Regions from separate parts of the Mus musculus genome. Here region 1 is linked to region 2. The links are chromatin loops, found by intact Hi-C in ENCODE. Cell type or tissue: left cerebral cortex. All regions are shown on one strand. Links, peaks and the distances in the headings refer to the core of each region. The heading gives the core; the rest is flanking DNA.

Region 1 (9,802 bases), core at 854-8,853, 59 kb before region 2:
GGGGTTCTACAGCTGTGAACAGACACCACGACCAAGGACAGCTCTTATAAAGACACCATTTAATTAGGGCCAGTTTACAGGTTCAGAGGGTCAGTCCGTTATCATCAAGGCTGGGGCATGGCAGCATCAGATGGTGCAGGAGGAGCTAAGAGTTCTGCATCTTGTTCTGAAGGCAAACAGGAGAAGACTGGCTTCCAGGCGGCTTAGTATGGGGGGTCCTTAAAGACACACTTCCTCCAACAAGGCCACACCTCCAAATAGTGCCGCTCCCTAGGCCAAGCATATTTAAACTACCACAAATGTCAAGCATTTTTACCAGCTGAGGCATCTTGCCCACCCTTTGAGATTTCTTAAAGACCAATGATGTATTTTGTCTATTCTGATGTCACTTGTCATGCTCTGCTTCAGAGGCTTATGACGGGTTCTCTTTCCCCATTCTTTTATTCACATTGTGTTTAAATTCCTTTTTCTCTGAAGTCCTTCTTCTTCCTTCTTTTTTCACACTCATTTTTTCTTCTCTTGCCTATAACTTCCCACCTCTGCTATATTAGCTTAAAGAGTTGATTTTAAGTATATAATATTTTCTTCAAATTTGTTTATTATCTTCTTTTCAATCGACAACTAAGACTGTGTCTATTAACCAAGACATCCATACACGGTTGAGTGACATTGTTGTCTCACCCATGTCCATCCAACACCCCTGTGTGAACTGCAAGATATTCTGTATCCCTTACAGAGTCGATCCTTTAATGGGCAGGGGCTAGATGTGTGTACTCACTTGTCTGGATGTAGCTTAATAGATCCCTAATGTAAGAGTGGCCGGAAAGGCCTTTTGTGGATGTAGCTGGCTTTCAGCACAGAAGTGTTCCTTGATAATCTGGAAGGGGCTTGTGTAGTGTTCTGAAAGAGGTGGTTAGAGATGTGGCCTAGGAAGGTTTTGGGGATGGAAGGAAAAACATTCCTAGAAGTTGGAGGAAACACTTCCCCATGGTAACGCAGCAGAGACCAGGAGGGAATAGTGTTCTGCTGTTGGGTGAAAAGTCTAATATGGAGTGAGAACCTTGGGTGTGAAGATGAGATTTTCAAGCACAGTATAAAGGTGTTGAGCCTTTGTAAAAGCGGAGGGAAGAAAAGGAAGAGACAAATAAGATCTGTTAAGTGAAACAAGTTAGCACTTCATCACTTGGGAGCCTCCTGGCCTATCCAGGTCACAAAAGTGGCTCAAATTAGGAAATCCACATCTAGATGGTTGCTGAGGTGATGAAACTGAATGAGGAGTGGAGACGGGTGCCCAGGTCTTCAGAGCGCTCTTCTGATGGAACTAGGAGATTCACGAGGCCTTAAAGAATGTTCTGTCAGCAGAAATGCTGCCAGCTCAGGCTGGGATGGACAGATCCGGGACAGAGTGAGAGGAGGCTGCTGGGCTTCTGTGATTGTTACACTGAAAATGTGTGCTACGCTTCAAGACAGAGAAAAGGGACCTCTAGGCCACTCAGAGGCGTCAGGGGTCTCTCCAGGCTGGGATAGTGGAGCACGGAGTGCAGAGGAATCTTGGGAGGTCTGTGCTCTCTCTACCAGGTTTCATCTTGCTTGGGCCTGGTGATTCCTTGACCTCGTATTTCCTTGGAATGGAAGTTTCTGCCTTGTATTCATTTTGGTCGTACAGCCTGGAAGCAGATAACCTGTATTCTAGCTGCTGGGGCCCCAGGTGGAGAGAGGCTTTAGTATATCCAAAAAGAGCCTTAAATAGAGGGTAGCATGTACACACACACACACACACACACACACACACACACACACACACACACACTGGTTTTCCCATCTTGTCAAACACTGCGGTATAAGTTTAGCAGTTTGGTGAGCCAACAAAACCAGCACATATTTCTTCATAGTTTCACAGACAAGATTTATTCTTAACCACCGATCTTAGCAATCTCAGTGCAGGATTGTTTATTTCCTTCGTAAGGAAAGCATTTTCCTTTTTTACTCCCAGGAAGGATGTCATACTTTCTCTTGGGTATATGTCCACATCCTTGAGCCAGTGTGAAGTAAAGTCAGGGCTACTTACCCAGTGACTCTAATGATGGAGAGGGGTCTTCCAGTGAGGAGATGGTTGAGCTAGGCTTGCTGAGCCCTAGCCTGTCCCATCTCCTCTGTGCTGCATTACTAGTGTGCAATGCCCTTCTTTGCTTTTGACATCAGTGTTGGGGGGTCTAGCTTGGGTCCTTGGGCTTGCGCTATGAGCACATTACTGACTGGACTCTCTTCTCAGACTCTGTAGCTAATGTTTTTGGACAGCAGTTTACCCAGGATAACAGAAGCCGCTGAAAGTGAAAATGTGTGGGATTGGAGGGGAGGGGTATACGCCTGATTTAGATGAGGAGATATGAGACAGAGCTGAAAATACCCAGGTACCGTTTGGGACTTGGTGTTTATGTTGAGGCTCTTGAAAATATCGAGGAGCTTGGGAACCCCCTACTAGCCTTCTAGCTCCCCCTTTAATCATGGTTGGCTCAGACTCCAGCTTCACTGGTGGGGAGCTAGATGTAGCATGTATCTGGGTATAGCAGTTCCTGTCTCTGCTCTTGTTATGAGCTCTTCATTAGCTTCGTTCTTACTGTCTGTTCTCTGAATCTCTAGACCCTGATCTTTGACTAGAAGCAGGGATCTCCCAGTTTTCAGTCAGGCATTTTATCTAGGTGAGAAATACCTGAGTGTACTAGTTAGCTTTAACTCTAAACTTGACAGTCACCTGAGAAGGGACCCCGAGTCGAGGAATTGCTGGATCAGACTGGCTTGCAGGCGTGTCCGTAGAGGTTTGTCTTGATTGTTAATTGATATAGTTGGATCAATAGCATCCCTAGATGGGTGGTATAAGAAAGCCAGGTAAGCAAGAGCCTATGAGTGAGGTATGAAGCATTCCCCTGTGCTTTTCTCAGACACCCCAGAAGAGGGCGCCAGATCTCATTACGGATGGCTGTGAGCCACCATGTGGTTGCTGGGAATTGAACTCAGGACCTCAGGAAGAGCAGTCAGTGCTCTTAACCACTGAGTCATCTCTCCAACCCTCCCCTGTGCTTTCTGCTTCAAGTTCCTGCCCTGGACTCCCTAGAGGGTGGACTGTGATCTGTAAACTATAGAAGAATCCCATTCCTCTCCGAAGTTGCTTTCGGTCAGTGTCTTATCACAACACCGGACTGAAAGTAGAACAGCAGTGGGCAGAGCTGCTCATCCTGGTGAGCTGTACGCAGGGACCGCATGTCTGTGCTTCTTCTCCCTTCCCCATTATCCCACCCAGGACTCCATCCTCTGGGTCGGTGTGGCCCATGTTCAGAGTTAACCTTTCCCCTTTGCCAATCCTCTCTGGAAATACCAATTGGATATTTCTCAACCCAATCAAGTTGGCATTCAAAATTAACCATTTAATACCTGGACAGTCAGAGGCATCGATGTTGCTGCTTCTTCTAATTCACCCTTTACTTGGTTTTTGAGACAAGGTCTCGCACTAATCCAGGAACTCACATATTCAGCTAGACTGGTTGGCCCGCAAGCCCAGAAATCCTCCTGTTCTTATCTTCCTATGCTAGGACTACAGGCTCATTCGTCCATGACTGGCTTCTCTGTGAGTGCTGGGAATGGAACTCATGCTTATATGTCAGGTAAGCACTTTACCAACCAAGCTATCCCAGTCCCTCTACCTCTTGTTATTTTGTCTAGGACACTCTTCTTCCTTCTATTCCCTGTGCTGGTCTCAGGAAGCAGAGGTGGGTTGGGCAGGAAGGACATAACTCTGCATGTTATTTATTTCCTGACTTTTTAGAGGTCTGGAAGGAAAAGGCTGCCACTATTTGGGTCAAGGCCCTTGGGGAATTCTGATGTGCAGGGTGGGCTGGCCTTCATTCTCTCCCACACAGTGAAAGCTGGGAGCAGGCCATTTCGCAGGTGTCAGGAGGCCTATGGGTCGGAATGGAGCACCATGCAGAAAACTGCAGGCCTCTGCCAGGATGTCTCTCCCTATCTCTGCCTTGGAGAGTTTACCGTGAGACTCTATGGAGACCCGTGGTAGGGAGGCTGACTTCCAGCTATGTTACACTGCAGGTCCCCCCACAACCTCTAAACAGTCAAAGCTCCTTGTGCTCTGTCCTGTGTTAGCAGATAGCTCCATCCATTATCTTGCCAAGAAAAAAGGGCTCCTGTTTAGCCAAGACCAGATGTAGAACAGTGGGATTCTAGCTCCTAAAATGGTGGCCCAGAGAAGACCCAGGACTCCTGTACTTAGCTTTCTCCAGCCAAGCAGGTTGGGGACCTTACTGAATTCTTAAGGAGGTAGGGAGGGATGAATCTGTGGTGGCTGGAAGAAATCATGACAGGGAGGAACCTGCTGCCTTGTGGTCATCCATAATCCACATAGGGACAGAAGGAGGGACACTCCAGGTCTTCCAGGTGCTGGAGAGGAGGGCTATCTTTGTGACCAGGTTTTAGGGCAGGACTTAAGCAGGCAGATACTTTTGACAGTCAGACCACTGAGTAATCAAAAAAGGGGTTCCCAGTAACAAGTCCTTAGACACTGGAAGCCAAGCATCCCGACCTTGTGAATGGAGCAGGAGCAGGAGCAGGAGCAGCAGGAGCAGGAGCAGGAGCAGGAGCAGGAGCAGGAGCAGGAGCAGGAGCAGGAGCAGGAGCAGGAGCAGGAGCAGGAGGAGCAGGAGCAGGAGCAGGAGCAGGAGCAGGAGCAGGAGCAGGAGGAACAGGAGCAGGAGCAGCAGGAGCAGGAGCAGGAGCAGGAGCAGGAGGAACAGGAGCAGGAGCAGGAGCAGGAGCAGGAGCAGGAGCAGGAGCAGGAGCAGGAGCAGGAGCAGCAGGAGCAGGAGCAGGAGCAGCAGGAGCAGGAGCAGCAGGAGCAGGAGCAAGAGCAGGAGCAGGAGCAGGAGGAGCAGGAGCAGGAGCAGGAGCAGGAGCAGGAGCAGGAGCAGGAGCAGGAGCAGGAGCAGGAGCAGGAGCAGGAGCAGGAGGAACAGGAGCAGGAGCAGGAGCAGGAGCAGGAGCAGGAGCAGGAGCAGGAGCAGGAGCAGGAGGAGCAGGAGCAGGAGCAGGAGCAGGAGCAGCAGGAGCAGCAGGAGCAGCAGGAGCAGCAGGAGCAGCAGGAGCAGCAGGAGCAGCAGGAGCAGCAGGAGCAGCAGGAGCAGCAGGAGCAGCAGGAGCAGCAGGAGCAGCAGGAGCAGCAGGAGCAGCAGGAGCAGCAGGAGCAGCAGGAGCAGCAGGAGCAGCAGGAGCAGCAGGAGCAGCAGGAGCAGGAGCAGGAGCAGGAGCAGGAGCAGGAGCAGGAGCAGGAGCAGGAGCAGGAGCAGGAGCAGGAGCAGGAGCAGGAGCAGGAGCAGGAGCAGGAGCAGGAGCAGGAGCAGGAGCAGGAGCAGGAGCAGGAGCAGGAGCAGGAGCAGGAGCAGGAGCAGGAGCGAGACAGAAGGCTTAGCTGAGTTCCAGGCTTCCCAATGTGCAGTGGAGACCCTAGTGAGGACACAAGGCCCTAGATGACTTGTGTCCCTCCCCGGGTCTTTGACGCAAAGCTGTACTAGAGGACTCTATTAGCTGCCCAATAAGCTATACAAAGAGAGGTCAGAGGAGCTAGTCTAGGGTAAAGTACAACCAGGTTTCTGAACAAGAGCATCTGTATGTTAAGGGTCTTAATGTCCACTCTGGGCGGGGCTTGCATGCCAGACTCCGCCCTCCTCCCGCCCTCCTCAGGCGTCCAGATCCCCTGCCGCCTGTGGCCTCAGAGCGGGATAACACCCTGCTGCCACCACAGCTTAGATACTTCTCGACCCCCATTATGCTCACAGCGCAAAACCGCGGCCTAAAGTTTGAGGTTTCTAAAGACAGAGTGGTAGAAATCTGCAATCGACTTTTTCTACGAAGACAGCAGAGGTTGGAAGGCCCAGAGGATTCCCGGTTGCTCGCTAGTCACAACATTCCTGCAGGGCCCCCAAAGGTCTCCGCCGCCCTGTGAAGGAAAGAGTCCTCATTTCTGGCCTCTTGGGCACTTCAAGATAGGAGGGAGGCGACTAGCATCTGTTCTCTCTCGCTTTTATCTCCGTTGCCTTTTCGGTGCAAGGGTCGAGCCTCCGCGAACTAGACCCTTTTCCGCGGGTAGCCCACTCTGTGTGCTGCGCACGGAATCTAATACCAGCCCCGCCCTGGCCCCGCCCCGGTTCCCGACTCCACCCTGAGTCCACCCCTCCGGCCCCGCCCCGCTGCTCGCAATCCGCGGGCGGGTCGGCTGCCCTGGCGAGCCAGAGCAGATACCAGGAGAACGGCCGGCGTTGCCGGCCCTTAGCGCTCTGCTCTCCCAGGGTCGGGCGCGGGCCATGTTCCGGGCTGTGGCCGCTGCGCATACCCAGGCCTGGCGATGAGGAGCGGGGCGGAGAGAAGGGGCAGCAGCGCCGCGGCGCCCCCCAGTTCGCCGCCTCCCGGTCGTGCGCGCCCCGCGGGCTCCGATGTGTCCCCCGCCTTGCCGCCGCCGGCAGCTAGCCAGCCCCGGGCCCGGGACGCCGGAGATGCCCGCGCGCAGCCGCGCCCCCTGTTTCAGTGGAGCAAGTGGAAGAAGAGGATGTCTATGTCGTCCATATCGTCAGGCAGCGCGCGGAGGCCGGTGTTTGACGACAAGGAGGACGGTGAGTGAAACCGCCCACTGGGGACTCCCGGGGACAGCCGGGTACCCGGGCCTCTGGAGACCTCGCGCGCTGTCTCAGGGCGGACGCGGGGGTGGCATTTCTCTGCGTTGGGACGAAGTCGCCACCTGGGTGGGACCACTTCTTGGGGAGTCTGCGTTTCCGGGGAAACTATTGGGCCACGACTGAAGTCCCCATGGCGCGTCCTGTTTCCAGTGACAGCGCAGCGGGTAGATGAGGTTCTGGCTCGCCTTTCGAGGTGAGAGTCGGTGATGGTGGAGGCTCCAGGCTCAGGCGCGACACCGCCCACTAAAGCGCACCGGCACCGCACGTTTTCATTTTCCTTTATGGGTGGTGTGCAGGCTGCGTGGTTACTTTTAATTCCAGGAGATTCTTGCTTGGTGTGCAGTTTGTGAAGAGAGGTGGCTGCCCTACAGGTGGCACAGGGGCTTGGGCCCTTCAGTTTGAGGTGTTCCATCCTTCAAACCCAGAACCTTCACCGGATTATGCTGCACAATCCATCCTTGTCTTTGTGAAAAGACCCGCCCTCGGGGAACTCGTGTTCTTTCTGCAGTGATAGTTGACCTGGAGGACCAGTGTCTCTTGAGTAGCAGCAGGGTAACCTGGTGGGGAGCTGGCGGGGGGGCGGGGAGGTGCCAGGCATTTGGCCCTGCAAGCCCAGCAGCTGGAGCCCTGCTAGGTACAAGGACCCTTGACTTAGCACCTGCTGGATACAGCTTTGGGAGAACTGGGATGGCTTCACATGTAACTTATAGCTTTTCCCTACAGATGCCATGCGGATAATTTTAAATGGTACAGTCATGACACATTTGATGTTTTTTGACATTTTCTTAAAATAGTTAAAATATGCATTTTCATTTGTAGGCAGCCTACAGAGATATGATGGATTTTTATAATTTTAGAACACAGTTCAGCATAGGAGCCCAAGCTACTTATTTCCAATAAATAATTTAAGCATTTAGGAAATTACAATAATCAGAACTCAGGCCAGTGTTGGAGAGCACATGAGGCTACATGCTGGCGTTCCTATTGGAAACGGGAGGCATGAGGCCAGGCCAGTGAGTTCCAGGCCTCTGCTGAGTATGGTCAGCAGGGGAGGGGCATTCAGGTCCATCTGCATCAGGTACATTGTGTTCTGAGGTGGCCGGTCACTGTGCTCTGAACTTGGGGACAACAGGACTCACATGTTAGACTTTTATTTTCAACATCAGTACTCAGAGTTAAAAACCAACCAACCAACCAACTAACCAACCAACCAACCAAAAACAACCAATAAAACTGCCCAGTTGCGAGAAGGAGCCGAGCAGGAAACTGGTTTGCATTGGGTTTCTGGCTACAAGATGAGAGGTCTGGAAAACACATTTGCTTTCAGTACTCGCTGGTGCCAGCTAAGGGCTGGCCATCCTTCCACGTCTCTGAATCATGTCTCCAAGGCAGCAGGGTGGAAACAGAAAGTGATGTAGCACAGGGGCTGGGGGCGTTGGTCTACGTCCATGTTTTCTTCCTCACAGTGTGTTGCCTTGGAACTCAAGGGTTCTCCGAGGGGCATTGGGGCAAGGCCAGTGTGGTGCTCTCTGTCACCTGAGAACCCACCTCCTTAGTTGCTCGTAGTTGAGTGACAGAGGGCACTAACTGTTCTGGGCTTACGTGAGCTGAGCTGCTGACGTGGCTCACCAGACCTGTTTTTTACGACGTGTCATTAGGGGATGCTCATCATTGGCTGTGTGGCTCTGGATTGGCATACCTTGAGAACTTAACTAGGTTTTGGTGAGTTTGAGTGACCAAGTGGAGTCCTGGGCCTGGCGGCTGAGAATGCTCTCTGGGTGGGTAACCACTTGGCTCCTCTTATCCGTGTCATTAGCAGGGTGCACATAGAGTCATGGTGTCGTGTTTCCTTCCATGCCAGTGCCTTGAGTGGCGGTGTTAAGATTCATTTACATAGAATGAGTGCAGCTGGGGCAGAAGAGCAGCCTTCAGAGAGGGACTAGGGCCTGGACTCCTGGGTTTCAGGGGACACAAGTCACCCCCTTCTCCTGATGTAGTGGGGCCTAAGAGGCAGCCGTGCTGTGCTGGTGGCTTGCAAGTACTGGAACTGTACAGTTGCCATGGTAATGTGAGACCTTCTGATGATTTTTTTTTTTAGATTAAAACACCTAATTAATATATCAAATTTGCTCAGCAAAGGGGGAAAAAGGAAGAAAATAGGAGGGCATTTTAACAAAGTAGCAGGTAAATTGCGACTGAAGAGTATAGTTGTCCCAAATAAGATCTTAAATGGCCTCTGTTTCTATTAGTCCTCCTGGAACCCAGAGTGCTGTTCCTCCCTGGCTGATACTTGGGGCAAGAGAAGAATTCCTTTCCTTTCTCGTTTCAAGCAAGGGCTCTGTTTCCTTGGCTCTGTGCTCTGGTTTATACTAGAAGAAGAGCCTCCTAACATTGCCTTGGTGCTCCTGAGATACCGAGGGCTTTGCAGCGCCTTCACACTAGGGTAACCTGCTGAGACATTGGTCCATCCTAGCAGTCCAGAGCTTGCCATCTCAGACCCACTGTGGTGTCCCCTTAACAGGAGGGAGGACCTGATAGCTGAGAAGGCTTGCTCCCATCCTGGATCCTGGAAATGAGTGAGGGTGCCTCTCCAGGGTGGTAAGTTGGGGAGCACAGTGCAGGACAGGAACCCGGACATTTAAAACACTGTTTAAAAAAGAAAATTTAAACCCCCCCTTTTTTTTTCTAATTAAAAGTGCATCACAATGTATACCTTTGAAAAAGAAGTTATTCTTTATGCCAACATGCATGCTCATCCTGGTGAGGTCTCCAGGTGAATGCCTGGTGTTTGCTGACCCCCAGGCTTTCTTCCAGGGACCTAGGAATGCAGTCACACCTACAGCTGTGTAGAGACCCCTTCCCCCTCCCCTTTTGTACAGAAACGGGAACACTCAATACACACCGTTTTGCTGTAACCTGCTTTTTAATTTATCAACATGCCACCAACATCGGAGAGGTCCGAAGCATCAGTTGGCTGCTAGATTCTTGTCAGCAGCTCTTTGCCCGGGTGGCGTATCACATTCAGTGGACACTCTTGAAGGACACCAAGTCCCTTCCTGGAAAAAGCTGAG
Region 2 (9,802 bases), core at 1,294-9,293:
TCAGGGAGTGTGCCTCGGAGACTTCAGAACAGTGGCATCTGTTAGCTGTGTTGGTTGTGACCTAAGATGGCTTGAAACTGCCTCTTGTTTGTACCTTTGCTGACTGTGGGAAAGGGGTCAGAAACCATGTACACAGCAGTCGGGAGGGAGAGAGGTGAAGGAGCTGCTTCTAAGAGGACCTGATGTCCCCCTGTGGGACCACAGCAGCAGATGGGGCCCAGGGAATGACTGCAGAGACACTCAGAGTGGACAGTTGTCAGGTCCAAGTGAGTCCCGTATGGGGTGGCCCAGCTGCAGGGTGCTTGCCCTCACCTGCCCACTGAAGAACTCTGTCACTCAGGCCCAGGCTGACTCTGGGGTGTAAATTTTGAGTGAACTGTGAACTTTTCTGCCTGAGAAGTGGCCTTGGGACACTCAGTCTGCCTGATGTCTTTTGAACTTCCCTTCTGTGGGCCCCAAAGCACAGACCTCTGCAGAAGCCATCTGGGCCCTGTCCTCACCCTAGGAGGCTCCCTGTGCCTGCCCACACAGAGTGATTCTCCTTCAGTAGCCTTTCTCCATGAGTCAGGGCTGCTGGCTAGGGTGGCTTTGAAGAGGGGAAAATGCTGAAGATCAAATAGAAATCTACCCCTTCCAGGACTGGAGGTGAAAGAAACACTACAGGAGTCCTGAGCATAGCTACAGTGCTTCCTCAAAAGTCCTGAAGGTCAGGAGGTGAGGCAGTGGCAGCTGCAGGAGGCTTATCAAGGGGAGGGGCTTAGTTCTCCAGAGAGCAGCTACACTCTGAGTCTTATGGGGTCCAGGAGTGTCACATGAACTACGGTACTGTGGGCACCAAGGGTGCCATGGGATCTAGGGATGCTGTGGTCTTGGGCATCAGGAGCCTGTTGCAAGTCCCTCTTCTAACAGCTTGTTCTGGACTTGGCTCTGCTGCCACCATAGGATAAAGAAAGCCTGCTGGCCACCGCCCCACAGAGCCACCATGCAGCAGAGCATTTATCACATGTTCCTAAGTGGGCCAAAACACGATGTGAATGTGCCAGGCTTGCCTCTCAGGGTCACCCAGGCAGCGCTGGTGCCTTAAAAATAGCTGTTTCCCTTGCAACAGACTTGGGTGGAGAGCTCTTGCTTTCTTCCCTGCATAGGCGTAGGAAGGCCACCTGTCATCTCCCTGGCATCCTTGATCCCTGGGTGGCTTTGACTTGGGAGGACCCAGCAAGGGTGTTCAGCTGAGGGTGGTCCTGCTGACAGCCAGGAGCAGGATGGCTGCCCCCAGCTTGTTGGACTTGGAGGAGCTCCCCTTGCTGGTGAAGCACATGGGGCTGGCGGACAAGGCTGTCCAAGATACAGGCCATGCTTAGGCTTCGTAGGAGGCTTTGACTGCCTTGCGTGACGTCTGCTCACCATGCACCTTGCTCCCTTCTCTACCTGTACACTCCAAAGACACCTCTGTCCTGAGTCATCAGCTGATCTGTGTGTCACCCTCTGTGGGAGCCTCATGCCTTGCGATACTTCACAAGTTTCTACGTCTTGGACAACAGGGCAAGTGTTGACCCTTACCAGGGAACGCTGTCCTATCCTAAGTCTGGGGTTCCAGGCCCTCACAGAGCAGAGCCCAGTGCTAGTGCTGAGTGCACCCCTCCACTGACCACTGTGAACGGCAGCTTTCAGTTCATCCTGAGCCACTGAAGTCCACAGCTCAAAAACAGAGGGAAGACCTACAATGGCCTACTATGTGCCTGACCACCCTGTGAAAGCCAAGTCTCTTCCTTGTCCTTCTCTTGAATTAAACTGAATCACAGAAAGCAGTCCACCTCTTTGTGCTTCAGTTGTTGTCTTCAAAACACAAGGATGGTTGCCTCAAACATGGCTACAGAACTTTTCCACACCTAAAATAGTCGACAGTGTGGTCATATGAGCACTAGTCAGATTCAGGGCTTTCCTGGTGGCCTTGTGGCTGTTATTATTGCTACTGCTCTGAGTCAGGTTGACAGTGAGGCCGTACAGGAGTGGTTGGGTCCCCTTGCTCTGTCTCTGCCCCTCCTTCCCCTGCCGTGTGATTTGATTGAGGCCCAGGCTGCTTTGTCCTGAGGGACCCTATTCTGTGAGCTCTTCTCCATCTCTGCATAGTCTTTATCAGATCATCTGTGACCGAAGCAAGGCTTCGTCATCAGAGAGCCATACTTCTGCCTGAGACCCGTGTGCATCTAACTTTGTCAGCGGCTATCCAGGACTGCTTACCACTTGTCTATTGCAGCCTGGTGTGGGCTGGATTGCATTCTTTCTGGACACTCTGGCGTAGAGTTCATCTCAGATCTGCCTCCCAGGTCTAGAGGTCTCAGGCCTCTTGTTTCTGTCTTGTGTTTCCTCTCTGACTTGCCCCCCCTCGCCCCCGCCTCCATCACTGTCTTTAAGGACCATAGGGCAGCATCCGATGCCCTCAGTCCAGGATGATGTCCTCCTCTTAAAGTCAACATCACAGCTGCAAAGTCCCTTTTCCATGCATATCTACAGATTCCAGAATTCGGTCATGTGTGTCTCTAGAGGACATCATTTTGCCAGCCATCATGTTGTGATTTGTTGTTATGATTAAAGGTGTGCCAACAAGTCCCGCTGTCCTCATGTCTCCTGCTTTAGCCATGCCTGCATGCTTCTGCAGTATGCCTTGGGGTTAGTTCCTAGAAGTGGAGTGTGTGGGCTGGAGGGTGGGGAACATGACTTGTGCTAGAGATTGCCAAGTCCCCCTGCATGGGGTGTCACCATTGTTTTCCATGGGGCATCTGCCATAGGGCGTGCTGCCAGATGCTTGGAGTTTTGCCAGCCTAACAGACAAGGCACAGCAACTCGGCTAGCCTGGCCTTGCACTTCTCTTGTGGTAGTCTAACTTGCCTATTTTATTATTTTTATTTATCTCTTTAGTTGGTATTTCTGTTTGTTTCTAGAGTGCAATGTCTATTAGGAATAACAACCTTTATTTCTGTCCTTAAGTTGCAAATATTTTCTGTCTGTCTACCAAGTTTGTTTATACACCTTTTCCTATGCATATTATTTTCTTTTATGCAGCTATTTTGTTTAGTCAATCACTTTCCAAGTTGTTTTTGGATTTCAGAGCTGCAGAACTTTGTCCGTACTTCCATTCCGAGACATCTTCATGTTTTCTTCTGTTGCTTCCAGGTTTTAGGTGTCAGGATAAAAAGCATAACCCGGAGCTCATTCTGGCTTGTAGTGTCAGGCCAGGATCAACTTTTCATGCGACAACTTGGTTGATGTTGATAACGTCACTTATTAAAAATTCTTAAGTCTGAGAAGCCGCTGTAATGGCAAAAGAAGTATCTTTGTGCAGTTTGGTCTGTTTCATGATTTTTCTGTTCTGTTCCCCTGGCCTGTTTGTCTCTCCCCATATTGCTGTCGTGCTTATGAGACAACCCCTGGGTGTGCAGGGAAAACCCACTTGCAATGGGCACAGCGACATCCCATGGGCTGGAGATGCAGACTAAAGAAAAGGCGAGGAAAAGGAGAAAAAGAGCCAAGGACCAGCATTCATCATGCTACTTGATCCTATAGGATATGGGAGTCCCCGGCCTAGGTGTCTGCTACCATGGCCTCTGTCCTACCTTCCCCACCATAATGAACCGTGCCTTATTAATCTCTGAGCCGAAACAAATCTTTCAGTCCTGGAGCTGCTTCTGTCAGGTAACCCGTTAGAGTGATGAGAAGTGACTGACACACTGGGACATCCGAAGCTTTAGTTTCACCAACTGCTGCCCAGAGAGCAGTGCTTAGAGCCGAGAAAACCAAGTCTTTGTCCCACCTGCTCCTCTCCTCTTTGCGTGTGTCCCTCTCCTCATCACATGACGCAGTGGTACCTCCTCAAGGACAAATATTCCCCTGAAGTAAGTCTCTGAGGGACAGAGGTTAGGGGACAGTAAGGGAGAGTCGGAAGTAGACATAGAGTTGAGGGAGATGGTCTAGATGGAGGGCAGGTGCAGGCCACATTATCTCACTAGGGAAGTGCGGGTGCTGATCCAGGCAGGGGCTCGGCACGGGAGTCACAACCTCTCGAGAGAAGCAGGATTCTAGCGTGGTCTCTGCTGCTCTGTCAGGGACACCTGCGAGTGGTCTGAGCATCCTTCTCTGCTCTATCCTTTGCTCTGCTGTGCTTCTGCTTGAGTCACCTCGCTCTCTGTTCAGGGACACTGTTCTTATTGTACATTACCCAGGCAACCCTCTCCCAAGGTCAACTCTCTGGCAGCCACATACTCCTCCAGACCCCATCATGTAGTTTTGTTTCTGGTTTTTGTTTTGTTTTGGTTTTGGTTTTTGTGCTTCTGGCACTGCCCACCAAAAGAGTCCTGGGGAAGGCAGGGTCCTTCCCTGGTGCCCTGTGGTCCAGGTTTGCCTTCCCTAGGCTCCGCTACTCGCGGGAGGTACGTTCATTATGGTATTCAGGGGCTTTGAGTACCTGTTGTCAGCTCTTTGCCTTCTGGGGAACAAAAGAAAAATGACTTGGAAAGAAAAAGAGCTTGTGGTGAATCACTTAAGTCTGCACGATGTGTAAACAGCACTCAATTAGAATGGCACTTACACCGCCATTAGCCACCAGCTTACGCCAGGCTGAGCAGTGGCAATTTGAAGGGTGCCCTGCAGACCAGGAGCAGCAGGGCTCAACTCCTCTGAGATCTGATCCCACTTCCTCTTTGTAAGTGGATTACTGAGGAAGTGGCCCAGAAAGCCCCGACCAACTTCCTTTGGGGAGACAGTGCATTGGGACCTGTGGCTAAGGCTTAGGTAGAAAAGACCCGTCTCAAAGCGTTGCTCTCTCAGACCTGCCTCTCAAATCAGGGCAGCATAAACCCCCTTCTTGGAGCCTCTCTGAGGGCGCTGGCGTTGGAGGCCAGCAGAGCCAGGCTTTTGCAGCTGACCTGTTCGTTAGTTGAAACTCAGCTCTGTCCCTTGTAGCTGTGGGTGTGTCCAGAGTCCAGAGCTCGGCAGTGACATGACCAAGCCAGCCTGGGTGGGAAGATGGTGAAGGTTAGGATGACTAAGGAGAAGGACTATGAGTCAGATTGGGAGAGAGGAGAGAGAGAGAGAGAAGATGTCCAGGTGAGGATGTAGTACAGGGTTAGGCCAAGGTCTCTGCTCCTCAGGGCGCCTGTGTATCCATGATAGATGTGCTCGGGATGGCATGCCATTTGACTTCTTGGGACCACAACAATGACCCACCACATGCCAACTCCAAACAGCCACCTCCTTGTACTCTTTAGAGACTGAGGTCTGATGTGGGAACAGGGCTGGCTGTTCCTGCAGCTGAGCGAGAAAGGCATTTTGAGGCTCTTGGACTCTGGCTCCTGCAGGCTGCAGCAGTCTTCATGATCTTTAGCAATCGTTGGCTTGTGGCTGTCTGCCACTGTGGCCAGGATCAGTATCTTCATATCCATCCCCTCTCCATGTGACCTTGTTCCTTATTCCTTCCTATACTTTTATTCCCGTCTTCTGTGAGGACATCTGGCATTGATTTAGGGTCCACCCATGATCTCCAGGCTGTCAGCTTGGTCCTGTTCTTGGAGACCATCACCGTAACTGGGCTAACGTTAGACGTAGGGATCAAGAACGCAATGCAACAACCCAGGAACCCCACATCTGCCTGCTGCTCCCTTTGTTTCTCTGTGGCTCTGTAGCTAGTAGCAGCTCCTAGTGGTTCATTGTAGTGGGAAAATTATAGAGTCTCCTTGGCAATGGCTGTGGGGTATCTGCACTGAGTTATGGAAGGTTTTTTTTTTTCCCCTAGAGATCCTGGAGACAAGGCCTGTGGCGTGTGTGTGGGCGTGCACAACTGACCTCAGGAGGGCGGGGAATTATGCAGGCAGTTTTTATAGGGGAGCCACACAAGGGACAGAATCACCTAGGGCTCTGCGCCTGCTAGGCAGAGACGCCTCCCTCCCCCGCCCACAAAGGGGGGCCTCCCTTGGGGAGTTTGCCAGGCTGCTCACTTCTGCCTCAGAAGTAATTGGCCTTCTCTGCCTCCTGCTCAGAGTGAAGGTGTATTTGCAAGAGAAGGCCCCCAGCCCATGTTCTGACTGGCCAGGCCTGTGACCGACAGCCCCATAATTCTGCTCACTGGGAGCAGAATGAATCGTCAGTCAGAGAAGGGCCTGGATACAGGACCAGGTAGGCTGGGTGGCCTGCTGAGGCTGACATGTATTTTCATTCTGAAATTTTCAATAGGCTTTTAAAATAATAATTTGAGGAAGGATTGTAGCTAGCTCAGGGGAAAAAAATCTGAGGCTCAACACTTGGCCGTTGGTGCCTTCCCCGTCATTGCCTGCTTTGACCTCCCAACCTCCTGCTAGCTTAGTCTTGGAGCAGACGTGGCCTTTTCCTACCTTCAGGAGTCCTCTGTTCACACGCTTAATGTCTCAGCAGCCCCCACCCCTGCCTCCCACTCTTCCTGTCACATTCGTGGAATTGGGCAAAGTGATCTGTGTCATCCACTCACTGGAGCAGACCACTGAGGACCTGTGGTGAATGACTGGGTCATGTCCTCCAGCACTCTCTACCCTCTAGTCACAGTCCACACGAGCCATCCCTCACAAGCCAGCAGAAGGGCTTCCTAGCAGCCTATGCTAAATGAACTGCAGCTGCTTTGTCTCCTGTCTGCACCCTATACCACCACCCTGGAAAACTGGAGAAAGTGAGGGAAGCGTGAGTCTCAGAGAGGGGACCCCAGGGACACCTCAGACCCAGGCAGGTGTCTCCAGGGGCAACATGACTATCTTCACAGGTTCCTCTGTGATCACAGAACCACCCCCCCAAGCTTTCCAGAATGTCTCAGGATGGGTTCCAGGTACACAAGAGGGTGGCAGGGTGCATACAACACCTAAAAATGTTTTGGTGCAGAAGCTTTGGGGGCAGCTGTAAGGAAGCCTGAGGCAGGGAGGGACACCTCCAGCTTAGAGATGAAGCACAAGGCTCCTTCCATTTCTCTGCTCCAACTGGATCCAATCTGCAGCCAATCTCGTGACCAGAAAGCTGGGGCTGCAAGATCTAGGCCAGAGAGCCATGTCTAAGGCTGGCAGGATAGGGGTCTGGCGTCCTGGCTTAGCAGTCTCGATAGGAAACCCAGCAAAGCATCACACTGCAGAGGACTGAGATGACAAATGAGCACCCAGCCCTTGCATCTGTGCCTGAAGGCCATGCCTCCTGCAGGGACTCCTGTTACCAGCAGAGAAACAGAAGACAGGAAGGCGAGGTTCCTGGGCCTCCTTGGTGGTTGCTGGTGCCTGGAAGGTCTGAGTCACAATCTTCTTTTAAAGACGCCCTAAGCCAGAGATGTCATAAGCTCCTCTACAGGTGCTGTCCCCAAAATGAAATTCCCTGCTGCCCAGGAGATAGTGGGTTCTACTGACCTGACCCATGTGCCAAGGGGAGGGACCCCATGAAAGCACAGGACCTCTGGATAGAGCTGAGACCAAGAAAGGCTGCAGGTGGTGGAGGTGAGGGTCACTACTTGGGCAGTGTGCAAGACAGTGAGCTGTCTAGGTGGTCTGACCGAAAGCTACCGGCATCACATAGCTACTGACCTGTAAAGAAGCAACCAGATGCAGGTAGGAGGATTAAACAGGAACATACAAGTGCTGTCTACACAGTTCTCTTAGTCTGCTCTCGGGTTCTGAGTGAGGATGTTGCTTCCCTTTCAGTTTAGGGAAGGAATTTCAGCTCTTGCTCTTAGGAGACAGGATGGTCAGCTACTGGCTTATGCCTGTTCATACAAGCACTTCTAATTCGACATAGTCAGTGTGCCAGTGTGGCATAGTTTTAACCCCTTCAATAATCTTGATGTCACTGTGCTCAGTCACAACTCCATGCTTGACCTGTGGGCAGGGCTCCTGAGTGGACGGATGTTGTACAACAGCCAACAGTGGCTGGCTTGGCCCGACCACCTGTTTTAGATTGAGCTGAGCTGCACAGCGGCTACCCCATTCCAGCCTATGAATTCATTCTGGGCACATCTGCTGGTCCTTCTCTGCAGCTGGACAGTTAGAATCATGGAGTGGGGTTGGTGTCAAGGTCCATCCAGGTTCAGAAAGCCCAGGAGAACCAACTAGTCTGAGAGCCAGGCAGTTTTGCAGGGATCGCCGTGGCCTGTGCGAGACTTGGCTTGTGCCAGTGCTGGTTTTGGGATGGGCGGACTCTGAGAAGTGGCCAGATGCTAATGAAGGGTTGTTGAGGCATTCCAAGGTTTTTCTTTTATTCTGGACCCTGGCCAGGAGCCTTTGAGTCAGTTCTACCTGTTGCCCATTGACCCCTCCTGCAGCTTTCCTCCAGGACATTTGAATCGTCTAGCGAGAGGGCAGCTGGCTCCTTCTCTGCAGAGAAGAGGGTAGAGAAGGAGCCAGCAGCCCTCGGCAGGCTCTGAAGTCCTGAGAGCACTTGCAGGGTGCAGAAGGATTTGGCTTGAGCTGCGGCTGTGCTTATTCGCGCTCATTGGCATAGTTGCCCGCTAGCCGAGATTTTCACCTTCTTTTTGTCAGCTTGATTTCTGGGTGATTGACTTAGTTTGATAGTTCATGGAACACCTACAGGGACACAGAAAGGCAGGTTAAACTTGGCTGTATGAAGCCCTCTTGGGAGACCATGGGTTTGTATCTTATATCCTGGACAGCCAGCTAGGGAGTCTTCTTGGACAAAACCTTTGAGCTTTCTCACCCTTTCTCTCTCTCTCTCTTTCTCTCTCTCTCTCTCTCTCTCTCTCTCTCTCTGTGTGTGTGTGTGTGTCTCCCTCGCCCTCTCCCTCTCCCCCCTCTCTCTCTCTTTCATTCTCTCTCATTTTCTCTCTCCCTCCCTCTTTTCCTCCCTCCTTCTTTCCTCTTCCTTCTCCCTTCTCTGTCTACCTTTTCCCTTTTCCCCTTCCTGCCTCTTTTCTTGTGTTTTAGTCTTGTGCAGCCTAGGCTAGCCTTGAACTTGCTGTGTAACTAAGGATGACATTAAATCTCTGCCTTCATTTTCTCAGTGCCGGGATAACAGGAATGCCACATCCAGTGTTATGCAATGCTAGGGATTGGACCAGGACTTTGTGCATGTTAGACAATTGCTCTATTGGCCGAGTAAAAGCACCACTTGACTTTTCGATGTGAAAAGAAAGATTCAAGAAGGTTCTTTGCCACAACCCACCCTCAGACACAAGAACCATTCTCTAAATGAATGTTCCATATGGGTCCTGCAACCCCACACCTGCTCTTACAGGTCTGCCCCCTCAAAGGGCAGTATAGCGCTGAGACTGGGGCACAGGAGCATGGTCCCTGGAGGCAGGATCTGGTCCATCTTCCTGGGGCATCAGATCTAGCAGAGGAAGTTTCCAGGGGAGTTTTACAAGGATCCTTGTGACCTGCATGGGGACTTGGCTGTTTTTGTGTCACTGGTGGCTTTAGGCTGAGGTAGATGGACTCCTAGAGGCACTCGGATGTCCCCCTCCATACTCTGTTGGCATCGTGTCTCAGGCTCAACTCCCTTGGGCTTACAACGTCTGTGGGCAAGGTACTAAGTGTGCAGTGTTGCCTTGGAAACTGCATCTGTGGATACAGAGGTTGTGTCTCTGGATGACGGGGGACTATGTAGGAGGGCTCAGAACGGAGAAGCTGCTCAGTCAGTTCATCCACAGACCCTGAAGGCCGGAGTGCCAGGCAGCCCTAACGTCACTGCCGTAGAGCAGGGTCCACAGAAGAGCCACCAGCTGTCACCAGAACTGCACAGTCGTGTGACAGAAACCATAGCCAAGAAGAGTCTGTGCAGCTTCTCCATCCCA

What was found. A loop is a pair of places that touch in the nucleus more often than their neighbours do. Peaks named below come from ENCODE experiments on the same cell type or tissue, not always from the same donor. Only the 100,000 strongest peaks of a DNase experiment are listed, where the experiment ranks them.
Region 1: it touches region 2 in a loop (2.7-fold over the local background); 21 of 42 quality-filtered maps call a loop at or near these places.

The regions. Positions count from the first base shown.
Region 1 is chr7:139,184,965-139,194,766 of GRCm38, reverse strand. It overlaps Stk32c (serine/threonine kinase 32C), which reads left to right and starts at 6,273. Exons shown (of 12, transcript NM_021302.3): 1 at 6,273-6,668. The coding sequence starts at 6,404. In left cerebral cortex, for the core only: CTCF peaks have their summits at 2,949 (motif pointing right) and 5,775; DNase peaks (open chromatin) are centred at 6,690, 6,877, 8,108, 8,401 and 4 more places; H3K4me3 peaks cover 3,216 bases; H3K27ac peaks cover 3,270 bases.
Region 2 is chr7:139,126,638-139,136,439 of GRCm38, reverse strand. All of the region lies in intron 2 of Stk32c (serine/threonine kinase 32C), which reads left to right. Among named protein-coding and RNA genes, the nearest start is that of Dpysl4, 46 kb to the right of the region's middle. In left cerebral cortex, for the core only: a CTCF peak has its summit at 5,702; DNase peaks (open chromatin) are centred at 2,782, 5,900 and 7,003; H3K27ac peaks cover 1,081 bases.